Regions from separate parts of the Homo sapiens genome. Here region 2 is linked to region 1. A link is an interaction called in ENCODE POLR2A ChIA-PET data of the cell type or tissue named here. Cell type or tissue: MCF 10A. All regions are shown on one strand. Links, peaks and the distances in the headings refer to the core of each region. The heading gives the core; the rest is flanking DNA. Region 1 has its middle 82 kb from the start of MIR802. Region 2 has its middle 13 kb from the start of MIR802.

Region 1 (11,627 bases), core at 4,515-8,514:
TTGGGAGCACAGGTGGTTCTCTCTGCATAGCTGTTTTCTCTAGAAGCCAATGCCAGGGTTGGGTTGTGGGCTATCGAGGTACATGCCGAAGTACATATAGATCTTTTACCCTATCCGCCCTTTCCTCTGTATGTCATTTAGGCATCCAGCCAGGGGTAAAATCTTGTACCAAATTCTGCATGTAAGTGGTCCATTCTTAAGAAGACCAAATAGAAACACCTACAAAAGAAGGTTGGGCAAAGGTAATTTACATGAGGCAAGATGTGCAGCTATGAAAATTTTAAAAGCTTAAATTGCAAATGATGACATTTTGGATGAGATGCATCACTTTACTCAAAGGAGAGTGTGGTGAGGGTGGCATGAACCCCCACTCGCTAGAAACTCGAAGAAGAATAACACACGGTCCTGAACCCCAATAAATGCACAAATGTATCAGAGGACACAGATTGTTTTTTTTTTGTTTTTGTTTTTTGTTTTTTGTTTTCAAGATGGAGTCTTGCTCTGTCACCCAGGCTGGAGTGCAGTGGTGCGATCTCGGCTCACCACAACCTCCACCTCCTGAGTTCAAGCAACTCTCCTGCTTCAGCCTCCCGAGTAGCTGTGATTATAGGTGCCCGGCACCATGCCCGGCTAATTTTTGTATTTTTAGTAGAGATGGGATTTCACCATGTTGGCCAGGCTGTTCTCGAACTCCTGACCTTGTGATCCGCCCGCCTTGGCCTCTTAAAGTGCTAGGATTACAGGTGTGAACCACCAAGCCCAGCCAAGGACACAGATTCTTAAGCATTGAGTCATAGTAGAAATGGGATGAGTGTTGTAATCAAGAAAGAACACATAGGAGAGGGAATGTAGAGGAGGAAACTGTTCATTCTTTTGGGAAGGAAGTGGTAGATGATGAGAATGCAAGGGAAGTGACATTGGAGTTCAGGCTGGAAGGGTAAGAGAGGTTTGTCCGGTGGAGGAGGGGGAAAGGGGATTCCAGGAATGTTCAGATTAGAAGAGACCAGCTGGCTGTTGGAGTATTGGTAAGAGACTGTTTAGGAGGCAACTGAAATCTTTTGGGAGGTTGATTGATGGTAAGGCATTGATGGTGAGAATGCTGAGTGAGCCTGATTCAGACAGACATTTTGGAGATAAAAGTGATGAGTATTAGGGAACCAATGCAGGGGTTTAGGGAGAGAAAAAGGAGACAGGGAGGATTATGACATTTCTAGCTTAGGGGAACAGGTGGACACTTACTCCCTTAACGGAGACTGAGAAGATTTGGGGAAGATAATAATGCATTCAGCTTTGGCCATGGTAAATTTGAGCTGCTTTAGAGATATCTTGGAAGTGACAACTGGTCAGCTTAGGGGCTTGTGACATACTGGTCAGGATAGAAGGTGACTCTGATAATCTGTAAGTATTGATACATTTTATTCTAATTTTAAGTAAGTTAGCATATTTGGAAGTGGCATTAAAATTTCTGTCATTTATGCTTAAAACCCTCATTAATGCATTCTTCATCATTGTTTTCGTTTTCTTTGGTTCAGAGAAATGAAGTCTTTTCATTAATATGTTAATATTTAATCTGATGATGTATTATGCTTTTTTTCCATCTCTGGAGAAAGAGCCAACACGTTAAATCGTACACTAATATTATACTAATATATTGTAAATCTCTAGAATGTCATTTATGTTTGTTAGGCCAGTATAAAGTGTTACTTAAAAATTGAAAGTGTGTGAAAGGGAAGCACCTAAAGAATTACTTGTCAATAAATTGTTTTTTCTTAGTGAAAGACAATGGGGGTGGTCACTAGGAAAAATAATTAGTAGCCTAATGACATTCAATGGTGTGTGTGCTATTGGGGGAGTGATTGGTGATTCCAACTGGACTGTGCTTTTATCTGCCTCTTCTGCTTATGAACATTCTATGGCTCCCCATGGCATGAGGGATAAAGTCAGAAAGTCTCAGGCTGAGCCTTTCAAGTCTTCACTGATCTGGACCCCCTTCACCTCTTTGAAGTTATCTTCTATAACCATCACTTATAAAAAATCCCTTTTCGAGCCAATTTGGTCTTCTTACCATGACCCAAGTATGACGTAGGTATTTCTTCTTTGCTGCCTGCCTGGGCTCTTCTTCCTCATCTCTCCATGTAAAGCCTCGCTGGGGTACTCAGTGCTGATGACTGTTTTATCCAACAGGCGGTGTCAAGCCCATGGTGGTTTTCCATATCATTTGACACCTTTTTTTTTTTTTCTGGAGGCTCCCTCTGATTGCAGAGGTTGGGGAAGAGATACTGGTTGGAAGCCCTTCAGGAGGCCGTTGCCATGGTCCAGGCGAGCAAGGAGGAGGCAGCATGCTGGATTCTAGGGGAGAGGAGGCAAATTAGACTGAAATTTCCTAAGCTGTGTCCACCAAGCCAACGATCTTTGGTCGCTTTTTGAATTTCTCTTGTAGATGGCAGTGAAGATGGGAAAATGGGAAAACAGCAGGAACAATTAGCAGGAGTACAAAAATCAAATCCAGTCTGGAGCATATGCATTTATGGGGTCTGGAATATCCAGGTGGTCTTAGTTGTTCTCCTGGCAGCTGAGAGCACCACTCTCCAGAGAAGCCAGAGACAGAGATATAAAATAACCATTAAAAGCACCACAAATATTTTCATGCTAATTGTGGCTTCTAGATTCTTTCAGGGATTTGGAAATAGTTTGTTTTTCACATATTTTCAGCATTATTCTTGCCATCTTATTTTTAAAATATGGTTTGCAGTATCTATGAAGAAAACACTTGCTTAGCAAAAGCCTAACCCATCTTAATCATGAATTCCAAATTCATGGCATCAGAATTATAAGTAGTTTTATATTATATAATTAGAAGAAGATTCCAGTGTTTGGTTCATTGACTCTGGAGCCATGTTACAGTCTTGTTATATTTGATAATGACACAACAGACATTCTATCAGAAATTAGATATCTGGAGAGAGATTCCAAAATGCTTTAATCTTGTCACAAATCAGAAGCAGCTGTTCCTTTTTTTGTTAAAAAAAAAAGAAAGAAAGAAAAAAATACCTCAAGTTTGGATGGTCCTCAAAAAAGAAAATGTGACTTACAATCTTAAATAGCAGATTCTGGGATTTTCAACTGGCAGGTGTTTTCCATCAAAAAAACCTCCCCCCACCCCACGTTGATTTTATTTCTTTAGACTTCTCTCAAACTGAAAATTGCATGTGTGTAATGAGCTTCATCACATGCACTTAGGCGTTTATAACTAAGGCTAAGCCATATCTTGAGACTTTTACACACCAAGGAAAACAGATACCATGGAAAATAAAATTTAAATACTACTTGCCCGCTCTGAGTGGCCGGAATAACTGAAGAGAGAAATGTTATGCTCATCAGTCAGCAGAGGACTCCAAGCCTTGAGTGCTGAGCCTACAAACCTCCCGTAGGTTCTATGGTGACATGAAACTGCTGTCGTAGAAACTCTAAAACTAACAAGAGTATTAGCTTCATTGATTTTTTTGAAAATGGAAAAATGAAAAAAAAAGTGCTCAGCTAAATCCAGGAAAGAGATTTAATACAACTGTCTTTTAATAATATTAAGTTTCCCAGAATCAATATTTTCTCCCCCTCATATTATACTATGGGTTGCTACACACCAGTTGCTATGTAAGGGAATGGAATCAATATAGACTTACCTTCTTTGGAGACTATTTCAAAGACCTGCATAATGGTGCATAGATTAGGAAGAATGAAATTGAATTTTAAGTACACTGACATGCTGTCATCTTCAACCGGGAGAATATAGATTGTTCCAGGGCCTGTGAGACCCAAGGGATTCAGGATGAGAGGTGTCAGCCATGGATGAACCCACAGAACCCCAAGGATGGCAGCTCCTCTAGGATTGTTTAACAAATGCCAAACACAGGCATTTGGGCCACTCATAATATAATCTTCAAACACTCTAGGGTGTACTTCATGGGGGGTGGGGGAATGGTGGTGTATTCTTTACAAAGTTTAGCATAGTGATTTTTCAATTATGCCAGAGCAAGTTTGTGTTAACTCAGACTCTGATGTGGTGGTTCCTTTCTACTTAGATTTTAAATTTTACTTTATTTTGGGAAATTGAATGAGTATTTCTAAGTCAATAGGAAGAACTCTTGAAAGCATCACTGCAATGTTTTTACAATTGTTAAAATGATATTTTTCATTAACATTTATGCAAAATAGTAATACCACAAAAAAATCAAATACCACAAAATATATCAAAACAACTCAAATTTTCAGATGAGATGGGGTGTGTTCAGAGTGGTATGGCTGTAGATGAAACAACTCAAATTTTCAAAGGGGTTAGGGCATATTAGTTTTTGAGCATTGATTAATAGTGATATCAGTCTCTTATATTATGAGGATGACTTGAATAAAATCTGGATGTTTAATGTGATGTTGATATTTACAAGTCACTGTTTAATAGCAATCCCACTCTTGGGGTTTATCCTGGAGTAACGAAAACTTATGATGACACAACAACTGATACATAAATGTTTATAGCTGTTGTGTTTAAAATTACCAAGATCTAGAAATAAACCAGATGTCCTTCAACAATTGAATGATTAAACAAACTGGTATATCCATACCATGGAATACTATTCAGCAATAAACAAGAACAGATGATACATGTGATAACTTGGATGATTTTCAAAGGCATTATGCTGAATGGAAAAAGGCAGGTTCAAAAGGCTGTATACTGTATAATTCAATTTATCTGACCTATTTTGAAAATATCAGAATAGATCTAGAGAACAGATCAATGGTTTTTGGAGCTGGGGCAGGGGAAAGAGTGGAACTATAAAGGAAGAGTCATAGGGAATTTTTTTAGGGTGATGGAACTGTTCTGTATCCTGATTGTGGTGGTGGTTATACCAACCTACAGCTGTGTTAAAATATATAGAACTCTACACCAAAAGGGAAAAAAGTCAATTTTACTGTTTAACTTATAAAATAATTTTTTAAAAAATGCCTCTTACCTTGGCTTGACTTATTTTTTAACCTGGACACAGCTGCATAAATATTAATGGGTGTTGAATGTCATAGAGAGAAATCCATTTGTAGGTAGGCTATTAGCACACACATGGTTAGGTTATGGGAGGAAGCTATGTAGTGGATTGGATAGGAAGTTGCTGATTTGTTACTTTATAGGTGACTTGAACATACATAACCCGTACGTCTTCTAGTGATTATTGTGGGCAGAAGTCTGTGTTAGCAGTCATAAGACCTCATATTTGAATGCTTTATAATTCTTAGCACTTTCCCATTTTCTCATTTTGGTATTGTGAGCTATGTAGGGCAGAAATCCTTACCAGAGGTTTGTCAATGCAGGAAACTGATGCACGGGAAATTTAGGTAACTGGCCTCAGCTCACACAGCTGGAAAGTAGCTGGGACTGGCCCTCAGAGCATTTAGCTCTTGGAAAATTCTGAATTTAGGGTTTATTTTTAATTTTTTATATTTAAAATATTTTTTTAAATCTAAAATTTTTGTTTGCATCATTCTAGCTCCAGGTATATCCTGCAAAACTGGAAATCACTGAGACCACTTAAGGAGATGCACATATGTAGCTAAAGAACCTCACATCATAATATGCCTGGAAAACAAACAAACAAATGGACAAACAAACAATACGCCACCTGATTACTGATCAGGGGTCTAGTATAGGGAATTCTAAATCCTTGCTGGTCTTTAAATTTTTGGTTAGCTGAAGACACTTGGTAACCTTCTTAGACTTACGTTATCTTTTCAAAAAAATTAATAAATTGGGGGTTTGCTTTATTGCAGAAACCTGGGATGCAAATGAAACAGATGCAATGCAGGGAGAGTGTAGATTTTGGCTGTTGCTGCATTTAAAAAGGACAGTGGTAGAAATCAGAGGGGGTTTCTGCCAGGGCCCTGTGGGCTTGTAGCAAATGCAGCACCAGCTAGGAAATGGTCCACCCAGTGTGTAGAATGGTGGCACATCCCCCTTTTCTAGGAGAAAGTTACTATTTTGAACGCATAAATATGATCTGGAGTCCCAGAAGACTAAAAGTTGGGCCTTTCTTTCCATTTCCTTTTCCATCATTATAATTTCAAAGCTCTATGCTTCCTGCAACTTGTGTGAGGAAGGTGCTAGAAATTTTGCAGGAGACCTGGGGAAAAGACAGGTTCCTAGTCACATTATAGAGAAAGTACTGATTTTGTTCTGAAGAGTGTTGCAGACCTGAAAACACGTGGAAACAGCCAAACAAACAAACAACAACAACAACAACAAAAATACCTCCTCTCTTCTTGAGAGTATAAACTGCATTCCACACAGTTCTATTATTTATAAAGGTTTGCAGAATATTTGGACATTCAGATATAGGTGAGTGGATGGAGGTATAAATGATACACCCTGGGGCTGGGGGAGATGGAGACTTGGCTGGTCTCCTGGTTTCCCAAGTCCTTGGTAAGTGGGTCAAGCTCAAGATAATCCAAGTACACATCTTTCTCCTTTCATGATGACAGAGTGTCCTTTTGTGCAATTTATATCAATGGGGCAGATTAGATGAGTGACTCAGGCATGCTGTGTGTTCCTGGTCATTTTCCTTGGCAGCCCTTTATGGTGACTTGTTGACATTTGGCCAATGAACAAGCAGACTCCGCTGTGTTGGATCAGAAAGAACAAGCCAAGGGGCAGGACAAAATGAAAAGGCAACCACGTCCTCCCTCCTTTCCTCTTAGGTGTCCACCTATGACAGAATCTCCCATTACTCCATTGGGCAGCAGAACATTTCAAAGGATGAAGTGAGTCTTTCTCTCTTGGCATCTTTCTCGTTTTCATCTCCTTTGATCCCTCCTTTGATCCCACTTTCTCGCTTCCCATTTTTGTTTCTTTCTCCCTGTTGTTTGACTTCCTTTGTGTCTCTCTGTGGAAATCTGCTTTTTAAATTTACCCCTTTCTCCCTCTTTAGATGCTGATTTGCAATTCTAACCCATGGTGTACAATAAGCCCTCTCTGAAGAAGATTCCTGAAGACGCTCATAGGGCAACATGTGTCTATCTGTGAAAGTCATTTCCGAATCATTTATTATATTTTTATGCTTAAGGCTAGTGGTCCAGATGGAATTTTTCCAGTCCTTCCTCCAAGTCTGCCCTCACTCCGAGATGCTGCCACTGTGCATGAGATATTCATCATTGGATTTGGGCAGTTTGGTTTATGAAATTATTACTGCCTGCTAGTCTACGAATTTCAAAATGACTACCTTAGAAACACCTAAACAAAATACATTCTTAGGATGCTAAATATCAACTTTAACTAGGAAGTGAGCCTGACTGTACCTGTCTGGGCCTTTCCCTTACTCTCTGGGTCATCTTAGCTATGCATTCTGGCTGTAGCTTGTTAGTTGACCTTATCAATGTAGTTTTCCTCCCAAATAAAGGGCTTTTCTCATTCAGAGAATTACCTCTCAGGTCGCAGCTGCCACTCTGCTCATTGGTTCTGGCTGACAACCTGCCATAGTAGGTCCCTGTTTTCTGTGAGCATAAGTCAATGGTTATTTTATGCCGTTCAGTTTTTTTTGCAGTAATAGTAACTGGAATGGACATCATCATAACATAAGCCATCTACTTAGATAAAGGCATCTTTTACCTTCCTTCTCCGATAGGCACCAATTCATGCTCTGTCTTCTAAATGGCAAAACCGTCAGCTTTCCCTATTTGTGGGGAAGATATTGCACAAAGATTCAAATTTCACCACACATTGAAATTTGGGAAGATAATGAAAATGGATTTCTATCTACCAAGTTTATTAAAAGTTGGCATTAAGCACCCCAGTGGTTCTGGGATAGGACTTTTTTGCCTAAATGAATTATGGTAGGGAATTATGCAGAAACACTATTTTGTCATTATCCTAATAGAACCTCTATGGGTAGGTCAAACAATCTTAGATAAACCCTCCTATCCTTGAATATTATTGCTGCATCTTGTCCAGTGTTAATCACTCTACATCTAGTCACTTTTTGGCACAGCATCTCTTTCTAGGCTTCTTATTATTTCTATTGCTCTTTAATTTCTCAGTCAGTCATTTTTAATATGACAGATCCACACTCCACCCAGTAATCCAGTAAGGGCCTTAAATTCTGAGTGTAAGGAGGAAGTTAGTTCTTTGATTTTGTATGCTATTTTTCTGTAATATGTTTGGATATCGTATTAGTTTTATTTTTGAGGTAAAATTTACCATTTTAACCATTGTAGCATATAAAATTCAGTAACATTAAGTCCATGTATAATGTGGAATAATCACCACTATGTAGTTCCAGAACTTTTTCATCATCCCAAACAGAAACCCCATATTTTTTAATCAATCATTTCCTGTTCCCCATCCCTCCATCTTCTGGCAATCCCTAATCTGTTTTCTGTCTCTATAGGTTTGTCTATTCTGGTTATTTCATATAAACAGAATCATACAATATGTGACCTTCTGGGCCTGTCTTCTTTCACTTAGCATAATGTTCTCAACATTCATCCATGCTGTGGCATGGATCAGTACACCTTCCTTTTCTTTTTGGCCAAATAATATTCTTACATCAAGTTTTTAATTGCAGCATATTCTACTGCTGACTCAGGACTCACAGACCCTGATTTATCTACAGATCCCCATCTTCCATGAGCATAAGTCAATGATTATTTTACGCCATTTAGTTCTTTTGAAGCAATAGTAACTAGATTGTCATTTTATGACATCATGACCTCCCCAAGGGGCTTTGGGGCTTGCTAACAGGGGAAGACATGGGAGGAGAGCTGAGTAACAGTCATGAAATGCCAAAAGTGACACACCTCATATTTCATGAACCATGACTAATCACATAGCCAAGCTGAATTTCAAGGGAGTGAAGACATGTAACCAGCACTTCACCAGAAATAGACAAGAACTGGAAATTGGTGAACATCAGTAACAACCACCTCCAAAAACTGATAACCACGTGCCTCCCAATATGGGCCGAACTGTGTCCCTCTGACTGTCAATTCATGTGCTGAAGACCTGACTCCCAATGTGATGGTATTTGGAGATGGGGTCTTTGGAAAGTCAAAGGTTTAGATTGAGGTCATGAAGGTGGGGGCTTCATGATGGAATTAGTGCCTTTAGAAGAGGAGACTTTAGAGAGATCTCACTCTCTCCTTTCCCCTACGTCAAGTAAATATCTGTTTACAAGCTAGGAAGACAGCCCTCACTAGAACTCAAACTCAGCAGTGCTGGCACCTCAATCTTGGACTTTCAGCCTCCAAAACTGAGAAAATAACTGTCTGTTGTTTACGCCATGCAGTCTAGGGTGTTTTGTTATGGCAGCCTGAGCCGACACCACCCACCCTGCAAATGTATTCAAATGTACACTTATTTCCTACGTACCCACCTTCCGCAGTAAGTTTGCTGGGATTGTACACAGCTAAGGAAACAGCCGTCCATATGTTTTTGTGCTTTCTCTCCCATCATGCTATTTTCTCTGAGGGGTGTACATGCTACACATGTTTTACAGGTACAACCCAAATACATTCTTCACATTTCTCTGACTTCCAGGGTGCATTTCTGTGCTTGAGGAACTTTAGAGAGTCCCAGCATTTTGCTAAGTGGCATTATTTAAACAGATTGATTGATTATGATATGAACAAAGCAAATGCCCGCACACCATGATATTCTGTGGGAAGCAGAGTTGTACTACTCAGCTCCTTCTAGAGGCAAGCCGATTTCTAGACCACATTCCATTCCCGTCTGGTTTCATCTGCCACATCTCTGCGGGCAAAAGAAAAATGCCTTACACGATCAGAAAAACCATGTTAATTTTGGAGCTCTCAGTATAGTTGCCATCAATCCTGATTGGCCTCCCAAGTCACAGTTAATGGATGGTAGTGTAAAGAAAAAAAAATCGCATTAAAAATGACCCCGCCAATGATAAATTGTACCCAAATTGTAATTTTGGGTACCCGTGATTCACCAACGATATCTTATTTTTGGAACAGTAGCATAAGTTCCTCAATGGTAAACTGCTGCTGATAAAGCAATTTTCCATGCTTTGTTTTGTTTTTGGTAACAGGCAAGGTCCATGTAATTCTAGTGGGTGCTAATGGACCATGTCCCTTTGAAGGATTGAGAAGATTGTTGCAGATTTTCTTTAGACAACTGAAATTCTGCATCCAGTGAAGCTTCCATTTTTAAAGAATGAACTCTCTGCTTCCAACAAAATTTTATTATAGAGGAAAATGTTGATGGTCAGGTGAATCCTAGGGAGGTTTGTCCTGGTCCCCACCCACGCCAGAGTTCCCTCTATGCTCTGCCTAGAAGTGCACTGCTACCAAAATCAACGATTAATGGTTGAAAAAGTCTGAAAAATGGATATCCCTTTGGCCTTTCTAAGGTTTGTCATTAGTTGACATACCCATTACCTCAAAAATCAAATGTGTTTGTCTAAACATTATTCTGATGTTTACTTTGGGCACTAAAGGGCAGACAGCTGACCACGGACGCGCTGACAGTGATCAATTCAGCCTCGGATCTTGTCACTTTCCCTGTTTATTCTGCTATCAATCTCCCCTTGGCCTGCCATCGTGGCTGCTTTCTGCTGCTCAGGCGCTTTTAAAACTAACAATAATCCAATTTAGAATTGATCCATGAGAATGTGTGGTCAGTAAGCAAAATGACAAAGTCTGCGTGCGACTGCTGACCACAGTCAGGGGGTCTGTCTTACAGGAGGCTGAAGGCAAATTTTAATTAATTAATTAAATGCTAACAGCACTTAGGCCTCTTCCGTGGGGGTTCTTTAAGTCAGACCCTCTATGTTTCTGTGTCTTAGAAAAGGAGAAAACTAGGCCCACTCAGCATCTGCTAGACCAGGTACCTTCTACAAGAGTGCTGTGCAGGGAAACATTCCATTATGGCGGAAATGGTCTGTATCTGTGCTGTCCAATGCGGAGCCCCGAGCCACCTGTGGCTCAACTTGAAATATGGCTTGTGCAACTGAGAAATTGAATTTTTAATTTTATTTAAATTTAATTTATTTAAATTTAAAGTTAAATAGCTACATATGGCTATTGGTTCCAGCACTGGTGGTCATTGCTCTTCTAGAATGTTGAGGTGTTTGTGGTGAGGTAAAGCCTGGTAATGTTGTTTAGGATGTCATAGTGATCAGGAGGCCACAGCCTCCCCCCGATCCAGCACAGCTAGAAACCAGGCAAGAGAACTGAAAGAAGCTATTCAAAGGCTCCCCTGCATCCTAAAGGCAATAGCATGTTTGACCAGGGCAGCCTTCCTGCTCTGTGGGAATGGGGCTCCTTCAGTGGCCAAGACGGCCTTCAATTCAGTTTCTCAGTTGCACAAGCCATGTTCCAAGTTGAGCCACAGGTGGCTCGGGGCTCCTCATTGGACAGCACAGATATAGATCATTCCCACCATGATGGAAAGTTTCGCTGCACAGCACTCTTTTAGAAGATACAATCGGGGTGGCTCTTGCCCAGCAGAAGGGAGAGGGTGCAGGACTGGACATCACCAGGGAACAAAAGTGTGTTCCTTTTCTTAAAATCCCCCAAGCAAACCTCATTCTCAGCTGTATTCCATGTCTGGTTTCCAGGACAGAATG
Region 2 (11,627 bases), core at 4,567-8,566, 69 kb before region 1:
TGTCTCGCTTAGTATGGTTGGCAGAATGATGCTCCCCTCTGCCTTCTAAAAAGATGTCCACATCCTAATCCGAGAATCTGTTTTATGTTACATAGGAAGGGGAGAATTAAAGTTGCAGATGGAAGTTGTCATAGGGGCCCTCATAAGTGGAAGAAGAAGGTCAGTGTTAGAGAGACACATGTGAGGATGCTACGCTGCTGGCACTGCAGTTGGAAGAAGGGACCACAAGCCGAGGAATGCAGGTAGCCTTTAGAAGCTGGAAGAGGCAAGGAAACAGGGACTCCCCTAAAGCCTCCAGAAAGGAATGCAGCCCTGATGACAATATGATTTTAGCCCAGTGAGACCCATTTCAGACTTCTGGGTGCTGAAACTATACTACAATAAATTTGTATTGTTTTAAGTAACTAACTTTGTGGTAATTTGGTGCAGCAGCCATAAGAAACTTTTACACTTAGGAAAGCACTGAGACACAGCTTAGGCCAGAATATTGGGAAGTCTGGTAAATGTGTGCAGCCAAGAAGGAAAAGCTTTTGTCTGGGGAGAAGTAGGGAGGAGGAAGGGTAGGGAGGGTAGTGTTAGCCAAACATGGTATTAGATGAAAGGCTGGAACCACAGCTGGCTGTCTCTGAGTCTTTTTTTTTTTGGTGGAGTCTTGCTCTGTCACCCTGGCCTGATCTCGGCTCACTGCAACCTCTACCTCCTGGGTTCAGGTGATTCTCCTGCCTCAGCCCCCTGAGTAGCTGGGACTACACACATGCCACCACACCTGGATAATTTTTGTATTTTTAGTAGAGACAGGGTTTCACCATGTTGGCCAGTCTGGTCTTGAACTCCTGACCTCAGGTGATCCACCTGCCTCAGCTTCCCAAAGTGCTGGAATAACAGGTGTGAACCACCATGGCTGGCCTCTCTGAGTCTTAATTGCTGTCCCGATGGATGTCTTTGTTGACCACTCCCTTCCGTACTCACCCCTTGGTTTCTGTCATGCCACACTTGCAGTCGGGGACGTCACATCAGAACTTAGCCAAGCAAAACGTTCAGAGTCCACTGGCACATCCAGGGGTCTTCTTGGATCTTCCCCAGTCTTATCAGAACGACTCACCTCTATGTACCCAAAGAGCCCTCAGTCATTGCCCTTCAGAGCTGAAAGCTGACTGCGGAGGTGAAATCACACACAAGAGACGGACAGGAAAAGCACAGCTGCTGCAAACTTGGGGAGACGGTCCTCTTCACCCCAAACCATCCTCTGTCTGAAACCTGGGATAATTTAATTGAGCTGTGTTGCGGGTTGAATGATTCCCTGTCAAATTCACACATTGGAAGGCCTAATTCCTAGTACCTCAAAATGTAACCTTATTTAGAAATAGGATATTTACAGAGGTCATCAAGTTAAAAGGATGTCTATAGGGTGAGCCCTAACCTAGTGATTGGTGTCCTCACTAAAAGGTAAAAGGGGAAATTTGGACACAGAGACAGACATGCACAGAGGGAAGACAGTGTGAAAACACAGGGAGAGGATGGCATCTACAAGCCCAGGACAGAGGCCTGGAACAGAGCCTTCCCACACAGCCTCACAAGGAGCTAACCTTGCCAACACCTGGATCTCACACTTCCAGCCTCTGGGACGGTGAGAAATGAACATCTGTGGTTCGGGCTGCCCAGTCTGTGGTACTTTGTTGTGGTGGCCCTGGCAGATGCACACAGGTTGGAAACCTCCACAATTTGCATTCACTTCCATAAACAGGTGTTCATTCTTAGGACAGCTGGGGGTTTTCAATCTCAGACACTAAAGAAGATGGTAAGCCTTCTCCACTTCCTTTCTGCTTGTGGTTGAGGTTTGGTACCAAGAAGCCCACCTTTACTGTTTTTTTTTTTTTTTTTTTACAACACCAAGGCCAAGGGAAAAATGTGAAAACCCAGAAGCCCCACCTGGAGAAGAGGGTCAGTGAAGAGTGATCTATTACAACATCGACTTTCTGAGAAGAGCAATTAAATGCACATAATCCCATTTTCTCCAAAGACAGATAATGATTATAGGGCCCCAGCTTCTGGAAAGTAAGATGCTTCTGCGAATGTCCACAAAGATAAACAAAGTTAAAGACCAGGTTATAAATGGGGCCTGTGCAGGGAACCATGGCTCAGTGACACAGGCTGTGTCTGCTGCTCTAACTCGATTCCCCAGCTCTGCCCTCCCCACTGTTTCTGTGAGTTTCTTATATTCCCAGCATCACTCTGCCTCAACTGCTCTGGAAGGCAGAATTTTGGAAAGGAAAGGAAGAGATTTTCTTTACTTTATTTCTCATATGTTTCAGAAAGCTGTATCTTAATCAAAAAGTGTTGACAAAATGCATTCTTAAGCATTTAAAAGTGATGATTTTTTTTTATTCCTTAGAGAAATGGCTTCATTTACTTACCAGAGTCCTTTATTGATGCGTGATACTGACATGACCTAGGAAGCTTGGCCTTTAATGACTTAACAGTGCTGCCATCTCACCTTGACCCTTGTTTAGGGAGAGTTATTCTGTGCAAGATGTCACAGGGAAGACTGTTTGCATTCATGAAAGTCCCTGATTTACCTCTTGTTGTTTGCTTTCCTTAGGTAAATCCACTGACGATGAGTTTGTAGATGAATAACTGTCCTGGGAAATAATTACAAATGCTTTAATTGAAGGCTACATATGTCTTCACAGAAGGTTTTTTATACCTCCTGGGTACAATGGTAGGGACCCTGAGATGGTGCAGAAAAATGAGTGTGAGGTCAAAGTGCATGCATTTGAGACAGTGGAAATCACCATCCTCCGGTAGACTTATGGGGACAAGGATACTAGGCCGAGTGTCTTAGGGGCTGAAGACAGGAGAAATTACACTGCATAGCAATGGTCCCAGGAAAAGTAAGGGAAACCCTAAAGGGAAGGGACCAGGCACCCAGTGCCAGGAGCCATATCAAACATTTCCAAAACAAGGGGTTTAGGCTCACCTGTGCAGATGAGGTCTGATAAAGAGGTCTGATGCATTCCTAGTTCCTAAGAATGTGGAAGCAGGTTTACTCTTACATGTTCAAAATGATAAAGTAGATACTTCTAGTGATGTGGCATTTGGGAAGGGACAAGAAGTGAAGGTGCCTCTGCACACCCAGATGCTGACTCCATGCAAGAGTCAGTCTGTGCTCACAGGGTTGATGGACGGAGCTGTGATTGATGGGATTGGCTGGAGTTCTCCCTGACATGCTCTGGGACCAGCTACTTGTAGAAAAAGTACTAACGAAAGACTTGGAACCAACCCAAGTGTCCATCAATGATAGACTAGATAAAGAAAATGTGGCACATATCCACCATGGAATACCATGCAGCCATAAAAAAGGATGAGTTCATGTCCTTTGCAGGGACATGGATGAAACCGGAAACCCTCATTCTCAGCAAACTAACACAAAAACAGAAAACCAAACACCACATATTCTTATGCATAAGTGGAAATTGAACAATGAGAACCCATGGACACAGGGAGGGGAACATCACACACTGGGGTGTGTTGGGGGGTGGGGGGCTAGGGGAGGGATTGCATTAGGAGAAATTCCTAATGTAGGTGACGGGTTGATGGGTGCAGTGAACCACCATGGCACGTGTGTACCTGTAATAAACTGCACATTCTGCATATGTACCCCAGAACTTAAAGTATAATAAAAAATGAAAAGAAAAAGTGCTAACCTGGAACTCAGGAGGTTCAAAACTTCTTTCCCTGGGCTGTTTATTCAGTCACAAGAAAGTCTGAGAAAGTCACTGAACCTCTGTGTCTCACTTCATTTATCTGTAAAAAAAGGATAATAATGCTTATTTCACTTGTCTCTCAGGATAAATACAAACATCAAACTTTGAAGTGGTTTAAAGATGAGAAGGAAGAAAGAAAGGAAGAAGGAAATGAGGAAGAGAGAGGGTAGGGGAGAAACATGAGTAAGAAAGAAAGGAAGGGGAAAAGGGAAAGAAAGAAGGGAGAGAGGAAGGAAAATAGTTACTTGAAATTCACCTTGCTCTGTGTTGAGATTCTGAATTAAGTGAAAGTTGGGTGCTCTGGGGGAATAGAGGTTGTACCTCTCAAAATCTGTTTCTTGGATACTTAAGCTAGAAAAACTGAGTAGTACAGCCACTGAACTTATATCCTGTATGAAAAACTCCAGTTCCAATCTCTGGAAATTTAATTGCTTGATGTGTCTTAACTTTTGTTGTTGCTGTTGTTGGCTGCAGTCATCCTTAAACTATCAGAATTCTCTTTAAAACTGCAGAACTGTGCAATATACTTTAACCACTGGGCCCTAAACCGCAAAACCCATCACAAAGTCTGGCAAAGCAGATCAACATAAGAGGATGTCTTTGAAAGACTAAGATGAACATTAAATTAATCAACCAATGCTCTAGGGGGAAATGGCCAATAATTTCAAATTTTTCATCTCTGGGAAATCAATTATTATTATGTTTATTGATGTTGTATTTGTCACTATTTTCAGCCATTTCCCCTGATGACATGGGTTAAAATAAGAACATTGTTGTAAAAGAGATTAGACGTGTTCGATTCTGTTTCTAGACTTTCCACCTCTCAGCTACCTGGGATTTGGGAGAGAAATCGAGGCCGTGGGGCAGAGGCTGAGCTGGCTTTTTTCGTTGTTGTTCCTTTCTAGCATTGCTTTTGCCTCAATAAGATTTTTAACATTTAGCTAAACACCAGCTGATGTTTATCATTTGCTGGCCGGATTTCGGAGACATGTGTATATAAAAACACTCCCTTTCCAATCAGGTTGTTTGGGGGTTGGAATTTGTTTCCTCACTCCCCGGAAGATTCTGGGGACCCTCTCCCTCAGTGTATGGGGTGGAACTCCCCCTTGTCAGCTGCAGAGAAAGGGGCATTCTGCTGATGTGTTTAATCCCCAAAATGGAATGGCCCTGACTCACGGGAACCAGTTAACACCAGCCTGTGCACATTGTTCCAAAACCTAATTGCCTATTCCGTATGGAATTCCTCTTGTCCTTTTCGAAGCACTCAGTGATTTGGAGTCACCGTAGCAGTGATCAAGACAGGTTTGTCAGCACAATGACAATATGCAGATCATTCTCCCATTTGGTTGTGTATATATTTGCATTTGCAAATATGCAAAACTGTCATATATATGGTTTGTGTATAGCAATAGAGAAATGATTCTAGAATCACAGTACATGTTCCATCATATTCTATGAAGTTAGAGAAATTTGTAGCAAATCTCACTCACACACACACACACACACACACACACACACACACACACACGTCTCTTCTAATATGCCAGGCACTATATAAATTCTGAGACACATTCTGGGAAAATAAAAAAGCAAATTGACTATACCAACTCTGCCTTTAATGAACACAGTCTAGTGAGTACATTATATTATTAAATCTTAGGTTTATACATACACATATGTTAATGTACCTCAAATAAAAATATAGTGATAATTTCTAAATGAAGCTCTTAGATGACAAATGCGTTTATAAACCTTTATTGGCTTTAGATATTTAAAAATAATACCTGCGTATGCTGTAACATATTTTAAGAACACAGACGCTTACAAAACAATCACAAAATAAACACAGAAGCCCTCTTTTCCCCTTAATCTCACTCCTCAGGTGGCTACGGTTTATAACTGTTTGATGTGTGTTCTTCCTAAATGTTTGTTTGCCTATAAAACATAAAAACAAAGAATATATGTGGTAGATTTATTTGTATGCCATCATCTCATTCTTTTTTTTTTTTTGAAATGGAGTTTTGCTCTGTCACCCAGGCTGGAGTGCAGTGGCACGATCTCAGCTCACTGCAACCTCCACCTCCCAGGTTCAAAAGATCCTCCTGCCTCAGCCTCCCAAGTAGCTGGGACTACAGGCACCCGCCACCACACCAGGCTAATTTTTTGTATTTTTAGTAGAGACAGGGTTTCACCGGGTTAGCCAGAATGGTCTCAATCTGCCGACCTCGTGATCTGCCCACCTTGGTCTCCCAAAGTGCTGGGATTACAGGCATGAACTACTGTGCCCGGCTGCCATCATCTCGTTCTTTCAAATGACTTCCTATTATTCCATATGATGGACGACATGCTATTATCTCATGTCATGGATGTACTAGAATTTATTTAACAATTCCTTATTGGTGGGCACTTAGGTTACTGTCACTTTGTGTGTGTTTTGCACTACATTTTAAATGGATTCTGAATAAGGGAGAACTTGTTATAGCAGGAATACTAGCAATGTCAGTGATATATAAGCAATGTTCAGTACTTGACCATTGAAGCTTTTGATCGAGACACAATATGATCAAGGGTGTATATTAGAATAATGCAAGGTGGGAGCTGAATTGGAATGTGACTCTAAGCAGAGAAGACCAGTAGGCTACTTCTGCAGTCATCTAGATGTGAGATGCTGAAGATTTGAATAGGGGCTATGGTAGTCAGAAAGGAGATAAAAGATTCTGGAATTACCATTCATATTCCATTAACTGGGAGAAATTGGTAGTGAAGAAGAAGATACTAATTCCTAATTGCAACTAAATCAAAGCTACAGTCAGCTTTTGATTTTCTAATGGTGGGACACAGAAGAGAGCTGGGACATGCTTCTGGTTAGTGGACGAATGCTGATCATTCATTTTGGGAATGGGTCAGGTCTTGGGAGTATATGTGACTTGGGGTGGAGGCAGGAGGCTGAGAAAGGGAGGCCAAACAGTTCTGATCTCTCTTCCCTGCTTACATCAAACGCAGCTCTTCTGCTTGCGGAGTTCTTGCTTCTCCACTTGACAGTTGGCTAACAAATGCTCTTAGCTGGAAAGGTAAAGGGGTCCCAACTCACTGCTCAGCCTCAACCATGTTTAATTCAGCCTCAAGTAATCAAAATGTGATCCTTTTGGGGAAATAGAACTGAAAGGAGATGGTGGCTGATTAGATACAGGAATAAAGAAGAGTTAAAGATGGCTATGAGATTTCAAACCCAAATGAATGGGATAATATGGTAACATTAATTGAAAGAACTTGGCAAAGGGATCAATTTTTTTTCTTTTTAGTGGAATCAGGATGGAAATTAATGTCTTTAAATTTTTAAAATGCAAGATGGAGAAGATACAATTAGAAACTGAAAATTTTGTCCTGGAACTCTATAGAGAATTCAGTTGGAGTCATCATCACGTGGCTAAGGTTTGGCCCTATGAAAGATGGAATTTCGCCTGGAAAAGCTGTCAAGAAAGTCAGGGAAAGCACTGTGGTGAAGAGCAGCATTTGGTGATGGGAAGAACAGAGAATGGTCTTAGAAAGAGTTCTCCTAGAAGCCAGAAGAGGAGGGCGCAATTTCAGAAGAAAAGTGTGGTCCACATCATTAATTACCACACAGGGACTGAGGGGACACATGTCAAGATGGAGATGCCAGATCTGCTGACTGAGGATAATTAGTGCCCACTGGGCCAGGGCCAGGGCCAGATGGTAGCCTGGTGCAAGTCTCTGTGGGGAACACACAAGTCCCTGACTCTGGCTTAGGCAGAGGAGGCCAAGAAGGGGAATGAACAAGAGGAGAGAAAGAGAGGGTAGGGATTCCTGCACCCATTTTTAGGGGATTCTCCTTCCCTTTGCAGGTTTCAGTCTCACTCTGAACCACAAGGGGATGTTGTCTTTTTGTTCTTTCCCATCATCAGCAAAGAACTCCAATTTTCTATTTTTGCTATGGAACTAAAATTTGTTACATATTATGGTGGGGTAAAATGTTCATTCCTTCAACTGAAAGAATTTTCCTTCTGACTGTATTTGAATTAAGCTTTTGGTTCTCTCATCGTTAGGTTGTTCAGAAAGGAAAAGCTGGAATGACCTAAATGTCCAACAGCTGGTAGATTGCTTAATTAGATATGTTCAGTAATTCATATTGTAGTGTTCTCCTTTTTTTTAGAAAAAGTATAATATACTGATACATATAAAATAACCAATCATTTGTTCAAATGTACACTGGGACACCAACCACATCCCATAACAGGGAGCATTGCGGGGTAGAAAAAACCATACACTTTTTTTTTCTACAAACAGTAGAAAAAACAAACATTGGCTCTCCTGACTTTCTTTAGCCAGGAATGGAAAATTCAGTCATCAAGGTGTGGGATTTTTCCAGGTGCATTTGACAAATGATTAGAAGGGCTTAGGGAAGCTGTTACCTGGCTTACACTATAGGAAATATGGAAGATTTCTTTTATTTCTTTCTTTCTCTTCTTCCTTCCTTCCTTTTCTTTTTTCTTTTCTTTTCCCACCCTCCCTCCTTTCCTTCCTTCCTTTCTTCCCCTTTCTTCCTTCCTTTTCTCCTTCTTCCCTCCCCCTTCCTTCTTTCCTTCCTTCCTTCCTTCTTTCTCCATCCTTCCTTCCTGCCTTCCTTCTTCCTTCCTCTCTCTGTCTCTGTCTCTTTCTGTCTCTTTCTTCTTTCTCTTTCTTTCCCTCCCTCCCTTCCTTCCTTCCCTCCTTCTTTCCTTTCTCTTTCTTTTCCTTCCTTCTTTCCTTCCTTCTTCCCTCCCTCCCTCCCCCTTCCTTCCTTCCTTTCTTCCTTTCTTTCTTTCTCTTTCTTTCTTTTTTCTTTTCTTTTCTGTCTGTCTCTCTCTCTTTCCTTCTCTTTTCTCTTTCTTTCCCTCCCTCCCTTCCTTCCCTCCATCCTTTCCCTTTTCCCTTTCTTCCTTCCTTCCTTCCTTTCTTCCTTCCTTCTCTTTTCTCCTTCTTTGCTTTTCTTTTCCCTCCCTTTCTTCCTTCTTTCTTTCCTTCCTCTCTGTCTCTGTCTCTCTTTTCTATCTCTTTTTCCTTTCTTTCGTTCCCTTTCTCTTTCTTTCATTCCTTTCTTTTTCTTTCTTCTTTCTCTCCCTCCCTCCCTTCTTTCCTTCCTTTCTTTCTTTTCCTTCCCTCCCTCCCTCCTTTCTTTCTTTCTTTCTTTCTTTCTTTCTTTCTCTCTCTCTCTCTCTCTCTCTTCCTTCCTTCCTTCATTCCTTCATGTCCTATTTCTTCCTTTTTTCTTTTTTTCTTATAGGTTCTCTCTGTGTTGCACAGGTTGGAGTGCACAATCATAGCTCATTGCAGTCTCAGACTTGTGGGCTCAAGTGATCTCCCACCTCAGCCTCACAAGTAGCTAGGACTAAAGGTGTATGCCACCATGCCAGGCTGAATTTTAAATTTTTTTTTTTTGTAGAGACAGGGTCTTGTTACGTTGTCCAGGCTGGTCTCAAACTCCTGGCCTCAAACGATGCTCTCATCTCGGCCTCCCAAATTGCTGGGGTTATAGGCATAAACCACAATGCCGTGCTGATTTTTTTATATAGGTCTGATGAAATGCTGTGTGAACACAAGAAGGAAGGTTAGCCCACAGAGATGTCTCTCACTTTCCAGAATGTCAAATATTTGGGCTGATAACAAAACTTTGAACAGTCATGAAGTATGGCAATATATTCATCTAATGAACTGGCAATATTATAAATGTCTAAGAATCATAAAAATGTTAAGGTTTCATCTTTTCTTAAGTAGAACACTCAGAAGCTGTGTTGGATTCTAATGTGCACTTATTAGACTGTGAAATTATTTCAGTTATTTACTAACCAATTAATGCATTTAAAGGACATATTTTAAAAGGACAATTGAATGCGCAAATAAAGATTTTTGCCTTGTCATCAATTTCAGTGGAATATACTTGTTGGATTCAAAACATGTTTCTGAAATATTTTGGTACCATGAGATTCTCCAGGAATATAATCATAGTTTGAATCATAGGTGGTTAAAATGGGATGGGGTATTAGAAACTACTATCTGGTAACCCATTTTCTTAGAGGAAATTGAAGCTCGTAGAGGTGGAGGACTGGTTCATGGTCAAAGCTAGTGGACAAAATGCATCTCCCTGATTCCCAGTCCAGTGCTGTTTGCAAAGCACAATGATGCCTCATCCAGAAACACAGCTTTAGGGCATTTTTAGAGCCTTCACATCTAGAACCTATACAATTGTATACGGTGGCTCTGGGTAATTTGAACTTGCTGGACAGTAGACAGGGCTATTTTAAACTATCTTTAGGGGGAAGATGAGAGTGGTGTATACTCACAGACAGATACCTTACTGCAGAATAACTCAGGGCTATGCCCTTCCCTTTTCAGCAAGAACACATCTGCTGTGGGAAAATGAAAGGGACCCACAGACTCTTTGCAAACCCTATCTCCACTGGCCTTGTGGCTTCATCACCCGCTGGGGACCCTCCGCTCACTCTCTATCTCAGTTGGGCTGATTCCCATCCCTGAGGTGTCATAAAGTGTGTCTATGCTGTTGTATGTATTTGGGGAGTCATTCGAAAAGGAGTGCATGTAATGGATGGGTGGGGAATAAGTGGGACTTGGATGATTCTCTGACTCAGGAAATCAGAGATCTCTTGGGAAGGATTCATAACAAGTGTGATTTTTTAAAAGTTTAACTTAAGTAAGAATAATAAAAAATTACTGAGGTAATACAAGAGAAACAAGGATGTTCCAGCCTCTGCCTTCCCCTTTCCCTAACTTCCGACCTTCCTCCATCCCTGGAGGCCTTTGCCTTTAACCGCTTCTGTTTTTGCTGTTATTAGTTACTTCTGGTGGTTAACTCCCTATCTTTAAATAATATGCCTCTGCCGGTAGTTGTTATTCCCCTTGCCTACCTCTCCCCTCCCCATTTGGTGGTATCACTATTTTTTCCTTTATTTCTACTAAGAAAACTTCCTCTCCATATGAATGTAAATAAAACTGCATCCCAGTTGTGTTCACTACCATATACAAGGCTGAGCTCCAGATAAATTAAAAACCTAAATATAAAATATAGTACTATAAAGGTAATAGAAAAAATGTAGAATATCTTCGCGAGTTAGGGGTAAGAGAATAATTATAGAAAACTTCAATATTAGGCCCCTGTAATCCCGGCACTTTGGGTGGCCGAGGCGGGCAGATCATGAGGTCAGGAGTTCGAGACAAACCTGGCCAACATAGTGAAACCCCGTCTCTACTAAAAATACAAAAATTAGCCGGGCATGGCAGCATGCGCCTGTAGTCCCAGCTACTGAAGAGGCTGGGGCAGGAGAATCGCTTGAACTCAGGAGGTGGAGGTTGTAGTGATCTGAGATCTTGCCACTCCGTTCCAGCCTGGGTGACAGAGCAAAACTCCATCTCAAAAAAGAGAAAAAGACTTCAATATTACAAAAAAAAATAAAAGCCTGGTAGATTTTATCACATCAAAGCTAAGAATTTTGATTCATTGTTAGACCTCACATAGACAAAGTTAATAGCCTGTATGTTGGGAGAAGATATTTGCAACTTCTTAAACCAGGAAGTCTTATATAGTGTTAATTTGCTTGACTGTTGTAATCACGTCACTCAGTATATGTGTATAAAAGATACCTATAGAGGCTGGGCGCGGTGGCTCACGCCTGTAATCGCAGCACTTTAGGAGGCCGAGGCAGGTGGATTACGAGTTCAGGAGACTGAGACCATCCTGTCTAACACGGTGAAACCCCGTCTCTACTAAAAATACAAAAAAAAAAAAAAAAAAAAAAAAAGCCGGGCATGGTGGTGGGCACCTGTAGTCCCAGCTACTCGAGAGGCTGAGGC

The links. ChIA-PET counts read pairs that join two places held together with the same protein. Peaks named below come from ENCODE experiments on the same cell type or tissue, not always from the same donor. Only the 100,000 strongest peaks of a DNase experiment are listed, where the experiment ranks them.
Region 2: POLR2A ChIA-PET joins it to region 1 with 6 read pairs; 2 of 35 experiments call an interaction of 5 or more read pairs at or near these places.

Annotation. Positions count from the first base shown.
Region 1 is chr21:35,632,618-35,644,244 of GRCh38, reverse strand. No RefSeq gene overlaps it. Among named protein-coding and RNA genes, the nearest start is that of MIR802, 82 kb to the left of the region's middle. RefSeq lists an enhancer at 9,068-10,267. In MCF 10A, for the core only: no CTCF peak of the experiment used is centred there; a DNase peak (open chromatin) is centred at 6,624.
Region 2 is chr21:35,701,916-35,713,542 of GRCh38, reverse strand. No RefSeq gene overlaps it. Among named protein-coding and RNA genes, the nearest start is that of MIR802, 13 kb to the left of the region's middle. In MCF 10A, for the core only: no CTCF peak of the experiment used is centred there; no DNase peak of the experiment used is centred there.